Linked DNA regions of Homo sapiens: region 1 is linked to region 2. Evidence: chromatin loops called from intact Hi-C (ENCODE). Cell type or tissue: mammary epithelial cell. All regions are shown on one strand. Links, peaks and the distances in the headings refer to the core of each region. The heading gives the core; the rest is flanking DNA.

Region 1 (10,590 bases), core at 1-8,000, 570 kb before region 2:
GCGGGATCTCGGCTCACTGCAAGCTCCGCCTCCCGGGTTCACGCCATTCTCCTGCCTCAGCCTCCCAAGTAGCTGGGACTACAGGCGCCTGCCACTACGCCCGGCTAATTTTTTGTATTTTTAGTAGAGACGGGGTTTCACCATTTTAGCCGGGATGGTCTCGATCTCCTGACCTCGTGATCCGCCCGCCTCGGCCTCCCAAAGTGCTGGGATTACAGGCGTGAGCCACCGCGCCCGGCCGTTTCCTGACTTTTTAATGATTCATGTGGGACATTTAAATCCCTGTTATTAGGAACTCTCAGCTGCCTCTGTCTGCTTCTGCACCCTCTGCCTGCTTCTGCACCCTCTGCCTGACCTACCACTTTGTGATTTGGCCCCACAGAGACCTTTATCTTGCTTCTGAGTGGGACTGAGTCTTTTAAATTTTAACAGTTCATGCTAACACTCTCACATCTGTCATTGCATATCATTTTATGTAAGGGGAAGTTGAGATTCAGAGAGCAGAAGTTAACTACTTGGGCCTCGCAGTTGGTAAGTAAGCCAGCCTGCTGTAGAAGAAAAGGGCTGGAAAAGGTTTCTGGGGAAGTGCTAGAAATTTAATAAGCATGTAGAGAGAGAAAAATCATTCATTATACATCACAAAAATTAACTGTAGATCTGCTAAGTAAAAGTTGATTAAATTTCTACACTCTGTGCCCACCAATAATTTTCTAAATGTGAACTCTTTCCTACATTAATCTCAAATGCTTATTTTTAAAGTGCCTTCCCCAGTGCAGACTTACATTCATCTTAGCCAAAATGGCCTTCACATTTGGTCTGTGGGACATATTTGATGTAGCAAAAGGCCAAGGGTAACCCTTATTCTACCCCCTAAAAGGGAACAGAAAGAGAACTTTTGCATAATAAATAATTATTTATGCATTTCAAAATTGATTTTAAGAGTACACAAACCATAGAGGCTTTGCGATTCTTCATGTATTTTATTAATTTATCAAGCACTTCAACAGAGTGCCCGATGCTCTTCTAGATGCTTTACAAATATTAACTCATTTAAGCCTCACAACAACCACGTGCAGTGGGTTCTATTGCTATCCTAACATTGCAGATAAGTAAACAAGGCACAGAGAACCTCAGCAACTTGCTTGAGGTCAGTGACAGAAAGAAAGAGTTAAGGCTATGATTCCTACCTTGGCTATTTAGCCCCAGTGTACCAGCTCCTACTATACTACTATGCTGTGCTGTGAAACCACGTCTCACAATTATTTTATTAACAATCAAACTGACACACTATCTTTGTCAGGGACACATTTTATTTCATGGAACTAGTTAAAAATTAGCTTTAACTCACTTCTGGTGACTTGTTTTCTTTCTTAGGTTCTTCCTCATTATATTATGCCCATGCTATTGTTATATAAAGCTCACTCTGCTGGTATCATTCTTCTGGAAGATGCCATAAATTCATCTAATCATTTCATCAGATGTTAACGGAATGTGCTCACTGTAGGCCCACAGTTTGCTGAGAACTATAGGAGCACAAAGATTGTGATGTGATCCTTATCCTGTAGTTCCTTTATCCTGCGTCACCCTCTCACAGCAGTCATGCCCAACACTATCTATTCTATAGTCTCTCATGGTTCTTACAACTGAGTCATTTTCTGTGTGTCTCATTTAAACCCATTTCTTAATGCTTTATTGACACAGGTTGTAAGCAATAAACTGGTCACCATGTTTCTAATAACTACCAATATAGCCCAGTTTTCCCCTGGGGGGCTCAGTTATGGTGGTTTTCTAGGTTTCTGAGCAATGGAATCCTCATTTCTCTTCTCTGCTGTCCCCTATCGCACTGTGACTTTTTTTTTTTTTTTTTTTTTTTTTTGAGAAAGAGTCTTGCTCCGTTGCCCAGGCTAGAGTGCAGTGGCGCGATTCTGGCTCGCTGCAACCTCCGCCTCCCAGGTTCAAGCAATTCTCCTGCCTTAGCCTCCCGAGTAGCTGGGATTACAGGCACATGCCACCACGTCCGGCTAATTTTTGTATTTTTAGTAGAGATAGGGTTTCACCATGTTGGCCAGGCTGGTCTGGAACTCCTGACCTTGTGATCCACCTGCCTTGGCCTCCCAAAGTGTTGGGATTACAGGCGTGAGCCACTGTGCACGGCCCACACTGTGACTTTAAGGAAGCACTCCTGAGGGGGTCAGGGGAGGAGCAGATGTGGATTGGGAGGATGCCCAAATGTGCTACTGTGCTAATGGGAAAGGACAATGGAGGACAACCAGGGGTTGGGCTCAGGGAGGCAGCTTGACAGAGGATTTAAGAGCATGGGCTTGGGGTTTCAAATCCTATCTGCCTCTTACTGGCTTTGTGACTTTGGGCAAGTTAGTCTCTCTGTGCCTCAATTTCATCATCTGTAAAATGGGGATCATGGTAGTATCCATTTTCATAGGGTTATGATGATTAAATGAGTGAAGATCTCTAAAGCACTTAGAATGATGCCTGGTGCCATAGTCAACCCTCAATAACATTTAGCTGTTATAATTATCATCACCACAGGCCTAGTGAAACAGAGGTGGGGTCTAGTTGGCAAACACAGAACAGACTCCAGATAGCTAGAAATTAGTTGCAACCAGCCCAGAATGAGTGCTGAAGTGGCTCGCTAAAGCACTTGCAGTCAAAGCACATTGTTACCCTCATCTGTGACCTTTCATGGGCTGTCTCTCTGCCTATGTCAGGGGTTGGCAAACTATAGCCTACAGGCCAAATCCAGATGGTCACCTGTTTCTATAAATAATGGAAATGTGAAGGAGAATCAATTGGCAAGAGGCACGCATAGCGCATCTTCAACCTTTTCCATCGGGGAACATGAGTCTTGAGAATCCTGCCATAGATCAAAAGAATGGCAATGAGAAGAACCAGTGGACAGGTGGATAGGCCTCCCCATCAGCCTTTAACCCTCCTGCTCTTATCTCAAGGATCATATGCCCGTGTCTGTGGTTTCTGATTTTTCCTTGAGGACCTTTGACCGAGATGATCTGTCTTTCAGACTTTACTAGCAAAATTCTGAGCAGTATCTTTTATACAACTGGCAGCTTCAAAGGCTTGCAGTGGGTAGGCCTCCCCAACTCTGTTTCGCAAGATAATTAAAAGAAGCCAGACTCCTTCATCCTTGAAGGAGAGGAAGAAGAAAACAAGCCTGTCCAGAGAAAATGGGGTGAAGGAATTTTTCTCCCCAACTTCCTCCTAAATACCCTGCTCTGCCCATCAAATTTTGTAAGTATCACCCAGTGGTGTGTTGGTAAACCTTCTCCCCTGCGGGGTGGGGGAAAGCCCCAATTTGCAGCCGTTGTTGCTGTCTGTGTTGTGAATGCTCCCACCATGCTGACTGCAAGTGGAGCTGGGAAGAGATGTGTACCATCGGCTCACTAACACTAGCATGCTCTGTGGTAGACAGCTTCCCTTGCCTCTGAATCCTTGTGTCAGGATTCTACGTGCCAGGCAACAAGAGCTTTTTTTCTTTATGTATCATGCCAGTGATTTTAGTCTAGGGCACTGTTTTAGCCCAATCCCAGAATGTGCTATTAGAAATGGGGCCATATTTTTGAAGTTGCTAGGGGCAAAACTTCCCTCTTGTTTATGTTTAACTTGTGCCACTAGGTGGCACTTTAAGGACATTACAGGAAATCGGCTCTACTGGATTTTTAAAACTTTTTTTTTTTTGAGACGGAGTCTCACTCTGTCGCCCAGGCTGGAGTGCAGTGGCATGATCTCAGCTCACTGCAACCTCCGCTTCCCGGGTTCAAGCAATTTAGCTCACTGCAACCTCCACTTCCCGGGTTCAAGTAATTTTCCTGCCTCAGCCTTCCGAGTAGCTGGGACTACAGGCATGTGCCACCACACCCAGATAATTTTTGTATTTTAGTAGAGATGGGGTTTTGCCATGTTGGCCAGGCTGGTCTCAAACTCCTGACCTGAGTTGATCTGCCCACCTCGGCCTCCCAAAGTGCTAGGATTACAGGCGTGAGCCACTGTGCCTGGCCCAAAACACTTTTTATTGAAGTATAATTGCATATAGAAAAGCAAGCTGCACATTTAATGTGCAACTCAATTTTCACAAGCAGAACACATGCATATAATCAGCACCCAAATCAAGAAACAGAATATTACTAGCACCCCAGAAGCCCTCCTTGTGCTGTTTTCCAGTCGCTATCTCTTATTCTTAGGGTTACCACTATTCTGACTTCTAACAGCATAAATTAGTTTGACTTGTGTTCTACTTTATATAAGTGGAATTATGCGGTATATACTCTGTGTCTGGCTTTTTATTAAATGATGTTTGTGTGATTTATTCATACTGTTGTGTGTAATTGAGATCATTGCTGTATAGTATTCCATTGTATGTGCAAATATAACACTGTTTTCTACTATTGATGGACATTTTTGTACTTTTCAGATTTGGGCAATTATGAATAGTGCTGCTGTGAACACTCGTATCCAAGTTGTTGAGTGGATGAGTGTTTTCATTTCTCTTGGATATATACCTAAGAGTAGAATTTCTAGGTCATGGTGTAGGCATATGTTCAGCTTTAGTAGGTACTGCCAAACAGTTTTACGAAGTGTTTGTACTGATTTACACTCCATTAATGGTGTTCCCACTCCAGTTCCATGTCCTCATCAATGCTGAATTTATTTTATGGATGGTTCCTAACTCTTAACATAATTTTTATAGCTCCCTTTCTGGCCAGCTATTTCTAATTGAAAAATTTTAAAGCCACATTATTCTGATGGACATGGCTCATGCAGGAAGGGCTATGTCAACCCAAAAGGGGACATTTATCACAGTCTAAGTGTGAACTATCAGTAAGTCGGAAAGGATGTTACTCTAATACTCCATCACACTGATACACAGAGCAAAGAAACCAGGAAAGGAATTCAGATTGTAAGTGTGATAAAATATCGGTTCATAGGCCAGGGCTCTGAGGCATTTTGAAATTTGTATATACATTTGTTATTATTGCCAGGCCTATATATGTCAGAGATTGGGGCCCAACAGAAAGAATTTCTAAAGGCCTCATAATGAAGTGCCTTTCAATTGTGCTGCTGGTGGGTGCCTGTTTTACTAAGGGTCTCTTTGGTTTGGCAAGAGGCATGCATGGGGCATCTTTCTTCAACCTCATCCCTGGGGAGCGTGAGTCTCTAGAGAATCCTGCTTTAGATCACCTTACCTGTGAGGCTCATGTTGTTGACTCTGCAGATGGTGTTATAATATGGCTTTAGGTATGTGATATAGAGAGTACAGTTCAGACTTGACTCAGATTTCTGTTCCATTACTAGAAATTGGACATAGAAGAACAAAACCCAGGTCATGGTCAAAATATTTGTCTTTTAGACCAAAATAAAGTGCTCATAGTCCTTTAGTTGTAACAGTAAGTCTGTCTCATGGATGTTGTCCATAATCTAATGGGTTCCAAGAATCCCCAAGGCATTCTGCCATGTGACTCTTGAATCCAGCAACTAGTTGCCCATTATAGTCACTGGTACCCACTTTCACCAAAGTTGTTCCTGAGCCCCTCTGTCAGTGTTTTCCTGAGTGTCTCCAGTGTTGGATTGGTCTACCGAGGGGGGTGCCCACCAGAGATGTTCACTGCACACTGCCTGAGATATCCATGTTAAAGCAGCCGTGAAACATGAAAGTCTGACCGGGCTTTTATTTTTAAAATTTTCTCCCCCCAATATTAGTAGCGGTAATATCCAGTGGCACAGATTTAGACTGTGGATAGCCTGCTTTGTGGGATCTGCTTATATTCTAAATTGGAGCCAGCATTTTCTCAGCCTAGGTTTTCATCTGTTTGGCAAGGAGGAAAATGCCCTTATGTTGGATTGGCTGCTGCTTGCAGTAGGAGGAACTATGCCTGGGAAACCAATCATAATTTTAATCCTAATGATAATAGTAGCTGCTGTTGTCAAACAGTTACTGTGTAATTGTGCTTAGCACACTAGACAGATATTTTGCTTAATCTTCACAATATTGTGAGTTAGGTGAATTATCCCACTTTGCAGATGAAGAAATTGCAGCTCAGAGAGACTAAGCATGTGACCAGCTCACACAATGAGCAACTGCAAAGCCTGGGTTTGACTCCAGAGCCTATATCCTGTAACTGTTCTGTGCTCTGTGGGTGCAGTTACCAAGGAATGAATTACTGACCTCTTCTCCAGTGGAACATGAAACAGTATTGGGTTCATTGCTGGCTTATTCCACACATTGATTAGAGGACCTGTTGTTTGCTGGCATGCAGCTTAGGTATCAAGAAAATGATAGGGAAGCAAGACAGATCCTGCCCTCCAGGTGCTTACCATTCGTTTATCATGTTCTGTCTCTCACAGGTGACTTGAGTCATGGATTTTGGTAATCATTCTTGCTGAGAATTCAGTCTCTTGGACCTTCTTGAGGCTCTATTTACCCCTCTCTCTGAGCCTGGTTGGGGAATGATGGGGTGGAACAGTGGTGTGCTGGGCCATTGGTTCTACATCTTCTGTGACTGGGTTTAGCAAATGGCTTTCTGTTGTGTTCTTGCCTAGCGGAGATGGGGGACAGGTGAAAACTAGGCACCAAATGACATTTAGAATACTGACAGAATGCTGGAAAGGCCCTGGAGGCAGCAGCAGGATTGTCTTCTTGTCTGCCTAGAATTTAGCTGCTGCCTTTGTGATCCCCATTCTTGGAATCCACCTGGATCCTTGGATGATAAAGCCTGAGTTCGTTTTTCTGACCTGCCAATATTGCAAACCTAAAAAAAAAAAAGTTACCTATTATCCACACCTTGGCAAAGTTCTACAGATGGACTTCTTTTTTTTTTTTTTTTTTGAGACAGAGTCTTGCTCTGTCACCCAGGCTGGAATGTGGAGTGCAGTAGCGAGATTTCAGCTCACTGCAACCTCCGCCTCCCGGGTTCAAGTGATTTTCGTGCCTCAGCCTCCTGAATAGCTGGGATTACAGGAGCGTGTCACTACGCCCAGCTAATTTTTGTATTTTTAGTAGAGACGGGGTTTCATCATGTTGGTAGGCTGGTCTCAAACTCCTGGTGTCAAGTGATCCACCTCCCAAAGTGCTGGGATTACTAGCGTGAGCCACCATGCCCGGCCAGACTATTTTTTAAGTGGGATTTGACTTTTTTTTTGGTTGCAAATTTGACTTTTAAACAAAATCTTACTGCTGAAGATTTTGCCCAGCTGCAAATATTTATCTATAGAACCATGTGGCATATACCCCCATTCCCTCTATGATGAATGGATGAGAAAACAATTAAGAAGCCTAGTTAGTTTTGCAAGAGCACCTGTGGCCTTGCCCAGACTAGGGCCTTGGAGACTTGGTTTTCTCATCTCTTAAATGAAGAGTTTGGACCATCAGTGGTTCCCAGTTGATCTGGGCTGGCTACATAAAAATCACTTAGGGTGCTTGTTAAAATATAAGTTTCTAATGCCCCATCCCTAAGGGATTCTGATGAGGGAAGTCTGGAATAGCATCTACAAATCTGAATTTATAAAAAGTTCCCCAGATAATTATCCTGCTCTGGTTATATTTGGGAGCCACTGGGCTAGAGGGTCTAGAACAAACATAATTAAGTTAGGGAGAAACTTCTGATGTGCTTGAAGATTTGGGGAATACCTATATGCCTGGAGCAGGTTCCATATGGGCGAACTAACCCAGTTATGTTGCAGAGGTAAATTGGAGCCAGAGGATGGAAGACCTTTAACTGGCTGAGGGATTGTGTTGTGTGCCATAGGCTTTGGGGAGCCAGTGAAGGGCTTTGAGAAAAAGCATTTTGATTAGATGGTGCTTTACCAGATTAATTTCTCAGTGGTGTGCAGGGTGGATCAGAGTGCACTAGAACTGAAGGCTGGAAAAAGACCCAGTGAAGTCTTTGCAGTGGCCCAGGTGATAAGTGTGACGAGTACCTGGACTCAGATGGGACCAGTGGGACCTTTGTAAAGCTAACCTGCCTCAGTGGAACTGGAATCTGAGACATACTGTTTTAAACTCCTTAAAAAATGCATAATTTATTAATGTCATGTTCATCTGCCTAAACTATTATAATTAACTATTTTTATTGTGTTTTTGTCCAAGAGGTTTTAAAGGAGCCCTGTAAATAAATTCATGCAAAGAAGTAGTTGGCAGCAGCAACAGCTGCTACCGCAGGGAGAAGGGACCCCCTTCTGGCCAGGCAGCAACCTCATTCTCACCCTGTCTCCATACTCTAAGCCAAAGCGAGAGGGGAGGGGAGTGCAACAGGGGCCCCTGGAGTTGGATCTGCCAACCACAGTGGAGAATGCACCTCCCCAAGGGTTAGGTGTGGAATATGGCGTTTGGCATTAAGTCAAATAGAATATTCTTCCTTTGTTCCTCTAAAATCCAGTCTATAGTCAATGTTTCTCAAAGTATGTTCCACAGAACATTAGTTCTTCAGGATGTTAATAGAAGTTACATGAGAATAAGGAGATGAAACCAAATAAATTTGGGAACTGATGGGCTACGCAAAGGCAAGTGACTTCCTTTCAGAATTTCAGAGTGTGTAATGTTCTGTGTGCTCAGTGAATCTCCAAGAGGGAGATAGACCAGGCAGTGTTTCCTAAGCTTATCTGTAGATTCTTCTTCCCCCTAGGCCAGGGGCTGACAAATTATGGCTCATAGGCCTCATCTATCCCACCACTTTTTTTTTGTAAATAAAGTTTATTGGAACACAGTTGTGCCCATTCATCGTATTGTCTGTAGCTGCTTTAGCACAACAGGAGAGTTGCAGAGTGGCTACAGAGGTAGTCTGGCCCTCAAAGCCTAAGATATTTACTATCTGCCCATTACAGAAAGGTTTGCTAATCCCTGCTCTAGACAATTCATGGAACTGGTGCTTCCTGGTACCCCCTTTCAGAGATGCTACTAGAAGAAGATATACATGGGTTGTTCTAGCACTGCTTTATGATAAATCTGCCTCATTTTATTCTGTTTCCATACTGCCATCATTCCTGCCTCTTGCTTTAAACTACTTTATCTCTCAACCATTTACCCATTATCCAGGATCCAAACCTGGGTTCCATGTGTCCTTATCTTTTCTTGCACTCACAACATTCCAAAAATGGCCAAGGGTGTCTTCAATTTCCAGTCTGGGTAGCTCTTAAGTCAGCCCGAACCCATTCCTACCAACCTGGCCTACATGACCGTCATCTTTTCTTTTTCAGCATTCGAATTAGGTTCCTTTTCCCCAGATATGAGTTACCTCTAGTCCTTTTTACTCACTGAATCTAGAATAACCTTTGTAAAATACAAATCTAGTCAGATTGATTCCTTACTTAAAATCCTTCAGTGGTCCCTGTGGCCCTCAGGATAAGCTCAGATCCTCAGGATGGATGTGTGTCAGTCTGGTTGGGCAAACAGAAACTACTCCTGGTATTTCGTACTGGAAGAGATTTAATTTAAGGAATTAGTTACTTAAGAAAAGGAGTAGATATTTCCAGGCTTCTGCCTGCTGTGGCATAGAGAAGGGCATGGAAATGGGGGATGGTGTTGAGTGTTTAGCAAATGACCCAGAACAAACCAGGTCTGGGAAACCATGTGTTATCCCCTGCTGCCCTTCTCCAGCTTCAGCTCTCCCATTTTTCTCCTGACTCCTCACCCTTCCTCCACCCTGCAAGTCCCCAAATTCTAGATATATCAGGATGCCTTTTTGTCCCCCCAGAAACTTAAAACAACTGACATTTACGAACTCACAGTCTCTTTGGGTCAGGAACTTGGGAGTGACTTAGCTGGGTGGTTCGGGGTTACATCCTCTCATGAGGCTTCTGTCAAGATGTCTTCCAGGGCTGCAGTCATCTGAAGGCTTAACTGGAGCTGATGATCCACCTCTAAGATGGCTCACTCACAGGGCTGTTGGCAGGAGGCCTCACTTCTTTGCTGTATGGACCCCTTGTTAGGACTGCTTGGGTGTCCTCACAATGTGGCAGCTGACTGTCTCCAGAACAAGTGATATGAGAGTGAGAGATAGAGATAGAAACAGAGACAACAAGGAGGAGCATACTAGAGTGCTTTCAGTCCCCTCTCCTGGGAGTACGTTGCATAGTGTCTCAGGTCAGCTTCCCTAGAAGCAGAACCCTGAGATGAGGATTCTTCAAAAGTGATTTGTTGAAGGAGTGCTCTTTAGGAAAAAACCTAGAAGGAGGAGAGGGAAGAAAAGTAGGGAAGGGGAAGGAGCCAAGCAATGATATAGTCTCAGATAAAATCTGACCTTGGCCTGATCCACACAGGCAGGATTCTGGTACATAATTGCATAATAGAGTTAACCCTGTTTGAGACAGGGGACTGGCCTTTTATATCCTTCTCTAAGTCAGTCATTATAGGCTGCTGGAGGTGGGGGTGGGAGGTAGGCTCCCATTAGTTGAGAATAAGTCTCTAGAGAAGAGGGTGGCTGTGAGTCCTCAGTAGCTAACACTCAGAGCAGCTGGGGGATGGTGTGCCAGCCAGGGAAAGGTGACCCAGGTGGGGCCAACACAGCACCTACTACAGTGGGCCTCCCCGTACCCATGTCCCAAGCACCTACCATGGTCCCTGAC
Region 2 (10,822 bases), core at 1,936-9,935:
CTATAAAATAGGGGCAATATTTTCCTCTTTGAGTTGTGTGCGGGTACCATGATATTATTAATATAATGCACCTGGCTTAGAACTTGGCATATGGTTGGAGCTTCCCACAAGAGCTTGTAGTCTTAGATGAGGGAAATGATACATCCAAAAAACCTTTTTCCTGTTGTGGAGGATAAAAATGACACATAGAGCCTTATTTCCTGTTGTAACCCTTGTCATTATCTTCCCCTTTCTTGGGGAGCAGTAACAGAGGGGAGGAATTGACAAGACAAAGCAAGTGACTGACTCTAGAGAAGTAGATAAAGTAGTGGGAGTGTGCATTAGTGATATGGTTTGGCTATGTCCCCACCCAAATCTCATCTTGAATTGCACCTCCCATAATTCCCAGTGTCATGGGAGGGACCTAGTGGGAGGCAATTGAATCATGGGGGCTGGTTTTTCCAATGTTGTTCTTGTGGTAGTGAATAAATCTCGTGAGATCTGATGGTTTTATAAAGGGGAGTTCCCCTGCATATGCTCTCTTTGCCTGCCACCATATAAGACGTGACTTTGCTCCTCTTTTGCCTTCTGCCATGATTGTGAGGCCTCCCCAACCATGTGGAACTGTGAGCCCATTAAACCTCTTTCCTTTATAAATTACCCAGTCATGGGTATGTCTTTATTAGCAGCATGAGAATGGACAGACTAATACAATTAGTTTTCTATTATTATTTCTATTATTGCATAGCAAATCATTGCAAACTTAGCACCTTAAAACAACACCTATTTATTATCTTTCAATTTCCATGGGTCAGGAGTCTGGGTATGAGTTGACTGGGTCCTCTGCTCAGGGTTAACTGGGCTGAAATCAAGGTGTCAGCTGGGCTCATCCCATCTCATCTCATCTCATCTTAGGCCCAGAGTTCTCTTTCAAGTTCATTGGTTGATGGCAGAATTCAGTTTCTTGAAGTTGTAGGAGTGAGGCCCTCAGCTCCTAGAGGCCACCTGCCATTCCCTGCCACATGTCCCTCTCCACAACACGACAGTTTGCTTCTTCAAGGCCAATAGGAGAGCATCTCTGTTGCTTTTTGTCTCTTTTAAGTATTAACTCAGGATTATACTCTCTCTTTTGATTAACTCAAGTCGATTGAGTACAGACCGTAAAACCCTTTTCGACTTGTAATGTAACTAAGTCACAGGTTCTTCCCACACTCAAGGGAAGGGGATTATACAGGGTATGTGCACAAGAAGGCAGGAATCTTGGGAATCATCCTAAAATTCTGCCTATCACACAGTGGCCCCTGGACGTATGCAAATAAACAGAGGAAAAACCTTCTTGCTTTGCTTTGTTCCATTTTTATGAGAACAAACATTCCTAGGGCACTAAGCCTGCTATCTTGCATAACTTAGCCATGGTGAGATTGTTAAAAAGGGAGGAAAAGGGAGCATGGTGAACCCGAAGATGCAGGGCAGCCTTACAATGGCAGTGGAGCAGCTCACGAATGAATGGATTCAACTGTGGTTGAACTGTTACTTAGGAAAAGGAATAGATTTTTTAAAGAAGGAAAAGGGGGACAGTTTTCCCTGGAAGAGCTCCATTAGTGGCTGTCTGCCTGCCTCTAGTGGACACGTAATACTAGTTAATGCTCTGTGACCAAATGACGTCACTGAGAGCAAAGGCATTAAAGAGTTTTCCTCCTTTCCCTGTCTAAGAGATAGACAGGATGGTGGCAACTGATGAGTGAAATGTTCACCTGCTAATGTGTGGCAGAAATCCGATATAGCTTCTCAATGGAGAAAGAAAAAGATTTTGGAAAGAAAAAGGTGATGATCCCTGGCCCTGCAGGTTGTCATTGTGAGGGTTGGTTCTTCCCAGGAGCCATGACTAGGCTGCCCATGCTGGAACTCATGCATTACTCTTTGTATCTGTGAATTCACAGTCCCAAGCAGCAGGCAGAGTTTAGCAGCCCAGGAACTCAGCACTGGCTTGCCCAACAAGCACAGTAGAAATGTGTTTAGGGTATCAGCAAAGCATGGGCACCAAAAAATGCTTTTTTTTTCAGGTAACTTGATATTTAATATTTAATAATGAGGGAAGAGAATTTGCTGAACATCTTTACACTAATTTTATGATATGCCAATTGATTCTGAAATTTGGGATCACCTGCTGCAGAAAGGTGGACGTGGAGGAGTGAGGACTATAACCTTTTTGGCGTTCAAGGCCTCTAGAGTCTTGATGCCTGAGACCATCCCTAGGGAACTGTATAATACCAAAATAGGAAAAGTCTTCCAGTGTCATTGCTCCCAAACTATTTCATCCAGGCAGAATCACAGTTAAACCATTTTGCACAAAGCCAGAGAACAAATGCTTTATGAGGGTCGGGATTCCTGTGTGTTTTGTTCTGTGCTGTGTTCCAACACCTAGCACCATGCCTGAGACTAAGAGCTACTTGGGAATGTTCCATGGGTGGATGGATGTTTCCATTTTCAGCAGCGTCTTCCCTTCCCTCATGTTGCCCAACTCCTTTCACTCCTACAAGATCCCAAGGCATCATCAGAAGACATTTTGTGTTTCTCAAACCTGCCTGATGATAAAAATAACTTTTCATGTAATATAGATTACCAGGCCTTTCTTTTGGAAATTCTGATTCAAAGTCTAGGTTGATGCCCAGGAATCTGTGTTTTTGACAAGCACTTCTGATGAGCCTTTTCTTCAGATGAACATTAAGATAAATAGGAGGGGCTCAGGTTTTCCCCACACAAGAATTAAAGAGCCATGGCCACTTGACCTGGTTTCTGAGGGGCTGTCAAAAGTTACCACCCTAAGCCTCTGGTCAGCAGTGCTGAGGGAATGAGGGACTAGAAGAGTCTTCTGGTCTACCTCTTAGTCACCTTGGCCCAGCCCTGTATCCTGGCTCCCACCTTCCTGAAAAGACGAGCCTAAGGGAAGGGGTGCTCAGAAGCCCCTCTACTTCTAGGACTGCCCACCTGGCTTCTTGCCCATTCTTTCCACAGACATGCTTTCTGTTCTGTCCCTTCTCCCAGCTGTCATGAGCACATGAATTCATGGTCCTCTCTGTTGGGTTTGGTAACGACCTCTGCCCCATTGGGTAGGAGTTGACTTTTGCATGCAGGGAGAGCCTGATTTCTCAGTCAATCCCCCATTACTGAACCAGAGTGGAAAGAGATGAGACTGGGAGGTGGGGGGAGCAGGGTGGGCCCAGGACAGGAGTCTGGATCTGGATAGTGTGTCTGGAGGGTAAAGCAGACTGGGCCAGTTCATGCCATTCCCGAGGCTGACAGGCTACCCAGGTGCTTGTGAGGTCCTCTTTGCAGCCATTTCTTAGTAAAAATCCTCCTGGTTCCTAACATCTGCTTCCAGCAGAATTTCTGTTTAACTCATGGAGAGTTCCATCCTAGGATCCCTGTGTACATGAAGAAGATGAGAGTGAGTTAAATGCTGTGTTTGGGGGAAGGAAGCCTTCCTTCCTTGATCTCTTGGATGAGTTGCAAAAACTCATCTTGCATCTGCAGTTTCCCTCCCTTAATACTCATTACCTCTATGATGGTTTCTTTAATGCGTATGCTCACCCCTGGGTGAAACCAAGGAAGAGCAATGCTTTGAAAGATGACAGGCAATGGAGCCGGTAGGTGTAGGGCATGATAAGGATACCTTGGGGACGGGACCACAAGGGACAGAGGCAGGGCAAGGTATAGGCCGAAGTTCAGGTGGACAGCAGGGGCGGCGTGCAGAACTACAGCTCTGAGGCCCTGCGGCCAGAAGGCTGGAGCTGAGGCAGCCTTTCCATTCATCTCTGAGGCTTTCCTCCACATTTTTCAGAAACAGGACCCCCATCTCCACCCCCAAGCAGGCTAGCCAGGGGCTTGTCAGTGTTGATGAGCGACTGTGCCAAGGGTGAGGAATGAAGGTACGGAGAGGAAATTAGCTAGTCATAGGTAGACGGTTGGTGTCTTGGAGCCTCCCGTGCCTCGGCTCAGGGGCAAAAGTTGTCCCTATCAGTATCATAAATGCCAAACCTTTCTCCGGCCTTGAGTTAGTTCTTAATGTGAATGCAGTAGTCTGGACTTCCACTCCACCCAGACTTTACTCCTGTCCTCTTCCCCACCCCAGGGTTGGCCAAAAGCACAACTTAAAGCCACTGATGGACAACGCCCTGTTTCTTGTCTTGCAGCCGTCTCCAACCTGGACATAGAGAGTAAGCTGAGTGTGTACTACCGCGCCCCGTGGCACCAGCAGCGCAACATCTTCCTCCCAGCCACAAGGCCACCCTGCGTGGAGGAGCTGCACCGCCACGCCCGGCAGAGCCTGCAAGCCCTGCGCAGAGGTGACAGATCCTGGGCTTGGGGGCTTTTGCGGGAGACAACTCGGAGGTTGTCCCATCCAGGTGTCCTCTGTCCCATCAGCCCCAACACACCCCCTTATTATAGCAAGTACTTTGAAATGCTCCCGTTTCTACCCTGAAATGAAATCCATGGGTAATATGCCCAACCCATACACATAAGAAAAAATAATATTATGGTCTAAATATGATAATAAAGAGAAATTAAAAGGAAATTATTGATAATAATATCTATTTCAATATGCAAATGCTCAGGCATGACCTCACTAGAAGACATCATGAAGCAGTCAGATGTCTGCACTTGTCAAAAGCAAGTCTGGATTAAGTACAGACCTTCAGAAACTATTCCGAGGGGCAGGAGGGCATGACCATAAAAACTGGTACATTCAGTATATATTAGATATGGGCAAAAAATAAATACTTTGGATTAGAATGAAAAGGGAATTTGGCTTGACTCATAAATAGGCACTAGGTTTTTCCCCTATAAGAGATTCTGATGGAACATTTAAAATTGTGTGAGACCTGGGACACATTTTCATTGACCATCCTCTGCATTATGGGATGGCTGTCATCTTTGGCTCCCATCCAATCATTGTAACAATTAGAATGATCCCCTAGAGGGCTCTTCTGCTTCTCTTGAGAACCAGTGATCGGTCTAATGCCCCCATTCTTTAGTGGGACACGCGGAGGCCTAGAAAGGTGAGGAAACTTGCTCAGGGTCACACATAGCAGGTTAGGTGTGGTACCAGGACCCAACCTAAGCCTCTGAAATGCCTGCCAGAGCTCTTTTCCTCCTTGCCATACACTGTGTCTCATGGAAATAGGTACTGATGTTTACATGTCTCTCACAGTCCTGAGAAAGCTAGAGATAGGCTCATAGCAGTCAAAATAGGAATACAGTTTTTTCTTACACTGGTTGCTTTTCAGTGCCTTAAAACCATTCTAATTAGGACAAGGGGAATAAAAAGTAGCTTCATTGTTTTAGAGCCCCCTAAATTGGGTATCAGAAGGGGACATGTCAGCTTTTTTTGGCCTTTAGATTCTTGCTATGGAGATAGATGGTGTCTACACATTCAATGTCTTTCTTCCAAATTCCCTACACTCTTTTAAGAAATGGCATTTTGCAAAAGTATTAAAATGCAAGTAAAATATTTTAATGTCATTATCAAAGTGGAGAAACAAAATGGTGATATTGTTTTCATCTTATTTATTCCACATTTGTATAACTCCTGCCTTTTCCCCATCCTTATCTTCAATAGTTTGTTGCCTTCAATTATCATCTTTTTTCCCTCCTCATCTTTTTTCCCTTCCTCATCTTTTTTTCCTTTTAATGAAAGAGCTAACCTCCTAATATCCCTAAAGCAATTGTTTCTAAAAATTTTCCTTGGTTATTAGGGGAAGACATTGTGACACTTACAATGAAGAGTGATGATCAGTATCCTGTAGAAGCATCTTTGGCATACTTACCATTCACTTCAATTTTATAGTTGGCTAAGAAGTTCTTTTTTAACTTAAGCCACCTTCTGAAAATCTTTCTTTCCACACTTGCCATTCCTTTGCAGCCTGGATTAGGCACCCTTCCCATAATATCCTGTGCATCCTCCCATCCTGCCACTTAGAATCTTATAATCAACCACTATGGGCCTGTTTTACCAACCAACCACTAATAAGCCATTAATCTATGAGCAACTCAAGGGCAAGGATGATATCTTATTAATTTATTTTATTCAAAGCACTTAGCATGAAGCTGACATATAGTAGGTCCTCAATGAACATTTGTGGAACTGAATCAAGTTTTGCAAAAAACTGGTTGAACATTGAGGGCACAGGATGACTATAAAGGAATCTGATCGTTCTCACCAAATCCTTTCTCAGGTCCCATCATTAGAAATCTTGGGTAACATTAGCCCTTTAGGTATAATTATTTTTATCCCTTTATTTTATTAATAAGTCATCCCTGATTAGGATTTTATGGATTCCACCAGATAACACCAAGCTGCTCGTAAACTATCACATTTCACTGCTTTGTCAGGTTTAGACTTAAAGCAGAACTGAAGAACAGCAAGTGCCGATATCAATTTTCTCTGAACTTCCTCCTGTGGGGCGGTGAGAGAGGGATGTGGGGCCTCCTGGGGTTTGGAAGGAAGACTGTGGAGATGCGTTTTACCCTCCACAGACTGGCTTGTTTTGCGGTTGGCTCAATAGCATATCTTGGGTGTAGTAGTTTTAATAGCACTGCAGAGAGCCATAAACAAGAATTATAGCCATCATGGAATTAAAAACATGCAGTGTAGAATTAAAATTAGAAAGTGACTTTTTTTTTAACCTTGTCCAAGAAACACAATAGCATACTGCTGTATTCATCAGCATAATCTGCTTCTGCCATCTGGTGGCCATGAATAATACTGACCTATCAGACAACTGCCATGCTCAGCAAATGCTGCAGTGAGCATCCCTGTAGGTTCTCTATTTGGACAGCTGGAATAGCCTTGCTTCCACCATGAGGGAGTGGATAATGAAACACAGACAAATGAGGCTGTGGTGACAGCAGCTCTGTGCTTCTTTTGGAGGTGAGACTGTAAGGAGAGAGCTGGAGGACCAAGATTAAAACCTAGAAATTGGCTGCCTTCAAGATCTGCTTGATAGCAAACCCCCCAACAAATTTTATTGAAGGCAAGGGAGTGTTGTAGAACCTAAGAGTCAAAAAGCAATAACGTATGCTGCCCACAAGGAATCCCTGGTCTAGTGGAGAGACAGACAAGTAACCAGGTAATTTCAATACAGTGATAGGGAGGCTAAGAAGAAATGTACCAAGTCATTTCATAGAGCTTCAGGGAGGGTTTTGTGGAGGATGTAGCATCTACATGTATTTCAAGTTATTTAGGCTCTGATTACTTTTTTTCCCCCTTAGTAATTCTTTAATGCTCAGAGCCAGTAATGGCTTTATGTGATGCTATCATTTATGTTCATAAATCATGGAGAGAGAGATTCATAAGCAACTATAAATAGATAATTATATTTTATATTTCCTTTCCTTTCAAGTTGGAGGCTGCAGCATAAGTTTCATTGGTCTAAGGGAATAAGGAGCAAGATTCCACTGCAGTTTCAGGCTGTAGTGGACTAATGTTCTCCCTACCTCAGCACCAGAAAAAGGTATTATTAGGGAGCCATTAATCTAGCCTGCCTACTCCCAGCCTAGAGCAAAGAAAGATATATGTTTAAGATTGTGTAGGAGGGGAGCGATTGAATGGAAAATTGAGTTGATGTCTCCCTTCCAACTACTCCCCTCCTTTCACTTCTTCCTAACCAGTAACACCTGTAAGTGACTCTTCTGTACGGATTTAAGAATGTAAACACTTTTCCTTGTGTTACCCATTTAGAAAAGCCCACTGTTTGCTTGCATAATGATGGTGGCATTGGAGGTGGGCACTTTAACAAGGAAGACATTTATCTTAAACAGCCTTCGGATAAACATTGACTTTGGAGGCAGTTTAGCAAAGACTACCTACATGGTTTTGAAGACTTTGCTCTGATTGCTTATGGGAGCCAACATTTGTCAGAAGAATCCCAAGCAAAGGGAGATGGGGAATACTATCACATCTTCTAGACACAGACACTACGTTCAGGCAGCGAGGCACACGGACAGCCAAGTCAGACATGGATAGAATCAGAAAGTTCAAGAGTGCTCAGTTCCTAGTTTAGGGGGCAGCACATTGAATGGGGCAAAGAAAATGGAGCCAGCATTGGGCAGGCCTGTCAGAAACAAGTAACAGGACCTAGAAAAGCGCATGGCAGTAAAGGCACCCACCACAGCCCATTCGAAATACAGAGAAATGTAATACATTCTAATTTTAAAAGACTAGACTTTAATGAAAGCATAAATTCACTCTCAGTCACTCAGCAAACATGTGATGTAAATACTCCCAACATGAGTTATTTCCAGGTACCAACAGTTGAAAAATGGACTCACACAAATTCCTGAATATGTAGCAATCAGCTCCCCTGAGCCAGTGACAGCCAGCTCCCGTACCCAGTGGGTGGGCCGGGCAGCTCTGTTTTGTCTGTGCCTACTTTCCACTCCAGTACTGATGGCAGCAAATCTTCCACTATGTTCTCAACTTTTGTTGTTGTTGTTGTTGTTGCTTATGTTGTTTTGAAATAAGTCACACTGAACTCAGAAGTGAGCCCTCTTGTACAGATTATGAGATGGATCCACTGAAATGTATGCATCCAATTTCATATTAATAGTAAGTGAAAGTTCAATTAAAAACCATTCTGAAAATCTTATTTGGTATTCAAATTAGCTAAAGTAATGAAAACTCACTTTTTTTTTTTTTTACAGCCTTTTGCTAACACTCCCAAGGGGAAAAGAGAAATTGAAAATGCCAAGTGTATTTCAGTATTACTGCTTTTTCTCCTTCTCAGAACACCGGAGCCGGAGCGATCGCCGAGAGCAAAGAGCAGCTGCCCCCCTTTCCATTGCAGCTCCTCCACTGCCAGCCTACCCTCCAGCTCACAGCCAGAGGAGGCGTGAGTTTAAGGACCGTCACTTTTTAACGGTAAGTTTGGTGGCCACCTGCAGCCCTATGCTTGCTGCTGAGGAAACATCAGTTTGTCTGGGAGTCAGTTTCCTGCCTCCCAGTGAGAGAGGCTGGGCTGGCTAAGAGCTCAAATCATGGGCATTTGGGAACAAATTAATTTCCCTTCCTTTCATTCCTGAAAGAAACGCCTCTTTTTTGGAATACAGACATATTTTTTAGTTAACTGGTAGCACAATGCAGTAAAGCAAGAATAATTACAGACTAAAATCAGGAAAAAAAATACATACTTCAAACCTCGGTTCTTCTGCTTGCAAGCTGAAGGATTCAGGATAGGTTACTTATGTTCTTTGCCCTCAGTTCCCTCATCTGTAATATAGGGATATTAATAGTACCTGGTTTATAGGGCTAGAGGATTAAATGAGATAAGGCATGTAAAGTGCTTAGCCCAATGACTGACTGATACAGAGTAAGACCTCAAGAAATGTTAACCACAGCTGCCACTACTGTTATTACTGGTAAAGTGACAGCATGGCTGACTTGGTGGGGTGAACTGGTAAAGAACTTAAGTGATACGAAAAATTACCATTTGAAGAGTAATCATGTCATCATTTCATGCTTTCCCATTCTCCAAAGGAGGCTAGTTCTCCAGGGTAACTTAATACCATGGTGACGTCATCGCCTCTGGGGCTTTCAGCCCTGACCAGATGGATGTGGCTGTAACTCAGCCCAAGCCCTCAAGCATGGGTCACAGATGATGAAGCTGAGCCCATCTCAAAACACCTGCAAATACTATCAGCAGCCACTACAAACACATCACCGCAGATGTGCCTTCTGGGGCCTCAGTGGGGACAACTGAGCACTTTGTGCCTCTGAGCAGGCATCATTGAAGTGAGGGACTATGGCTTTTGTGACCAAATCAGCCCACACTGCCTGTCTGAATGTCTGCATTCCTGCTGTCTTGTCATTCTGGTTCAAGACCCAAAGTCTAAAGAAGTTACAATAGTGTGGGTACGAGTTAAGGTTTTTATTAGAAATTAAAATTGCGTGTATGACTCTAAATTGTGCACTCTTACGGCTTTTACAATATGCAAGAGAGATGCAAAATATTTGGGTCACATGGTGCCAAATATCCAGCCAAAAACAGACTTTATCTAAATGAACCCACATGATATAACATCCAGATAAGACCTTGAGTGATAATGGACAAAATATAAAAACATTTTTCCTATTTGTAGCTGGACTGCAGGCAGGTCCTTCAGTGCTCATCAAGTGCACACTGAGCGCCGTGTTGCACTTACTACATTGCTGCACTGCAGCCCAAGGATAAGAAAAGGAGACAAGGGCCTCTTAGGGCTTTCTAGTTCTTCAGATAGAGCAGTTTCACATGCTAGTGATTTGTCATAAAGCAGAAGTTCTTAAGCAGCTCAAATCTGCTTGCTGAGGCATTTGCTTTTAATGAGGCATTTTCTGCATAAAAATGCTAAAATATTTTCCCATTCATTATAACATGTTTTATGGCTAATTAAGTTGGTTTTCTTGGAAGGGGGAGGTGAAAGAGAAGAATTTTGAGCATTTACAGAAATTACATAAAAATATAACCCTTTCTCATGATCTGCATAATTTTTAATAATGTCTAAATACTAAAGTAAGACTATAGGAAAAGGCTTAAAATGACGAATAGCAACGAGAGTACATCATTTACTTACCCAACAAACATCAATAAGAGAAGACTATGGATTACACTTAGGTAAACTTCAGTAAGTTTGTCCATCCCAAATGATAATACTTAGTATTTCTAAGTAATTTTAACTGTTTTATTTGTTCAAGAGTTTGGGTCACTACAAGGATTAGAAGATTTTCATTTGAGTTATATCCCTTAGGCCTGGATAGAACATAGTTCAAGCTCACAAGACTGTATATTGCTGAAAGACAAATGGCTGC

Evidence for each region. Hi-C counts contacts between places; a loop is a spot of excess contacts. Peaks named below come from ENCODE experiments on the same cell type or tissue, not always from the same donor. Only the 100,000 strongest peaks of a DNase experiment are listed, where the experiment ranks them.
Region 1: a loop joins it to region 2, with 20 times the contacts of the local background. A loop is called at or near these places in 19 of 110 quality-filtered maps.

Annotation. Positions count from the first base shown.
Region 1 is chrX:17,118,019-17,128,608 of GRCh38, forward strand. All of the region lies in intron 14 of REPS2 (RALBP1 associated Eps domain containing 2), which reads left to right. Among named protein-coding and RNA genes, the nearest start is that of REPS2, 180 kb to the left of the region's middle. In mammary epithelial cell, for the core only: a CTCF peak has its summit at 3,638 (motif pointing right); no DNase peak of the experiment used is centred there.
Region 2 is chrX:17,683,570-17,694,391 of GRCh38, forward strand. NHS (NHS actin remodeling regulator) reads left to right here. Exons shown (of 9, transcript NM_001291867.2): 2 at 4,173-4,325; 3 at 8,766-8,899. Among named protein-coding and RNA genes, the nearest start is that of SCML1, 49 kb to the right of the region's middle. RefSeq lists a silencer at 6,747-6,806. In mammary epithelial cell, for the core only: a CTCF peak has its summit at 6,745 (motif pointing left); no DNase peak of the experiment used is centred there.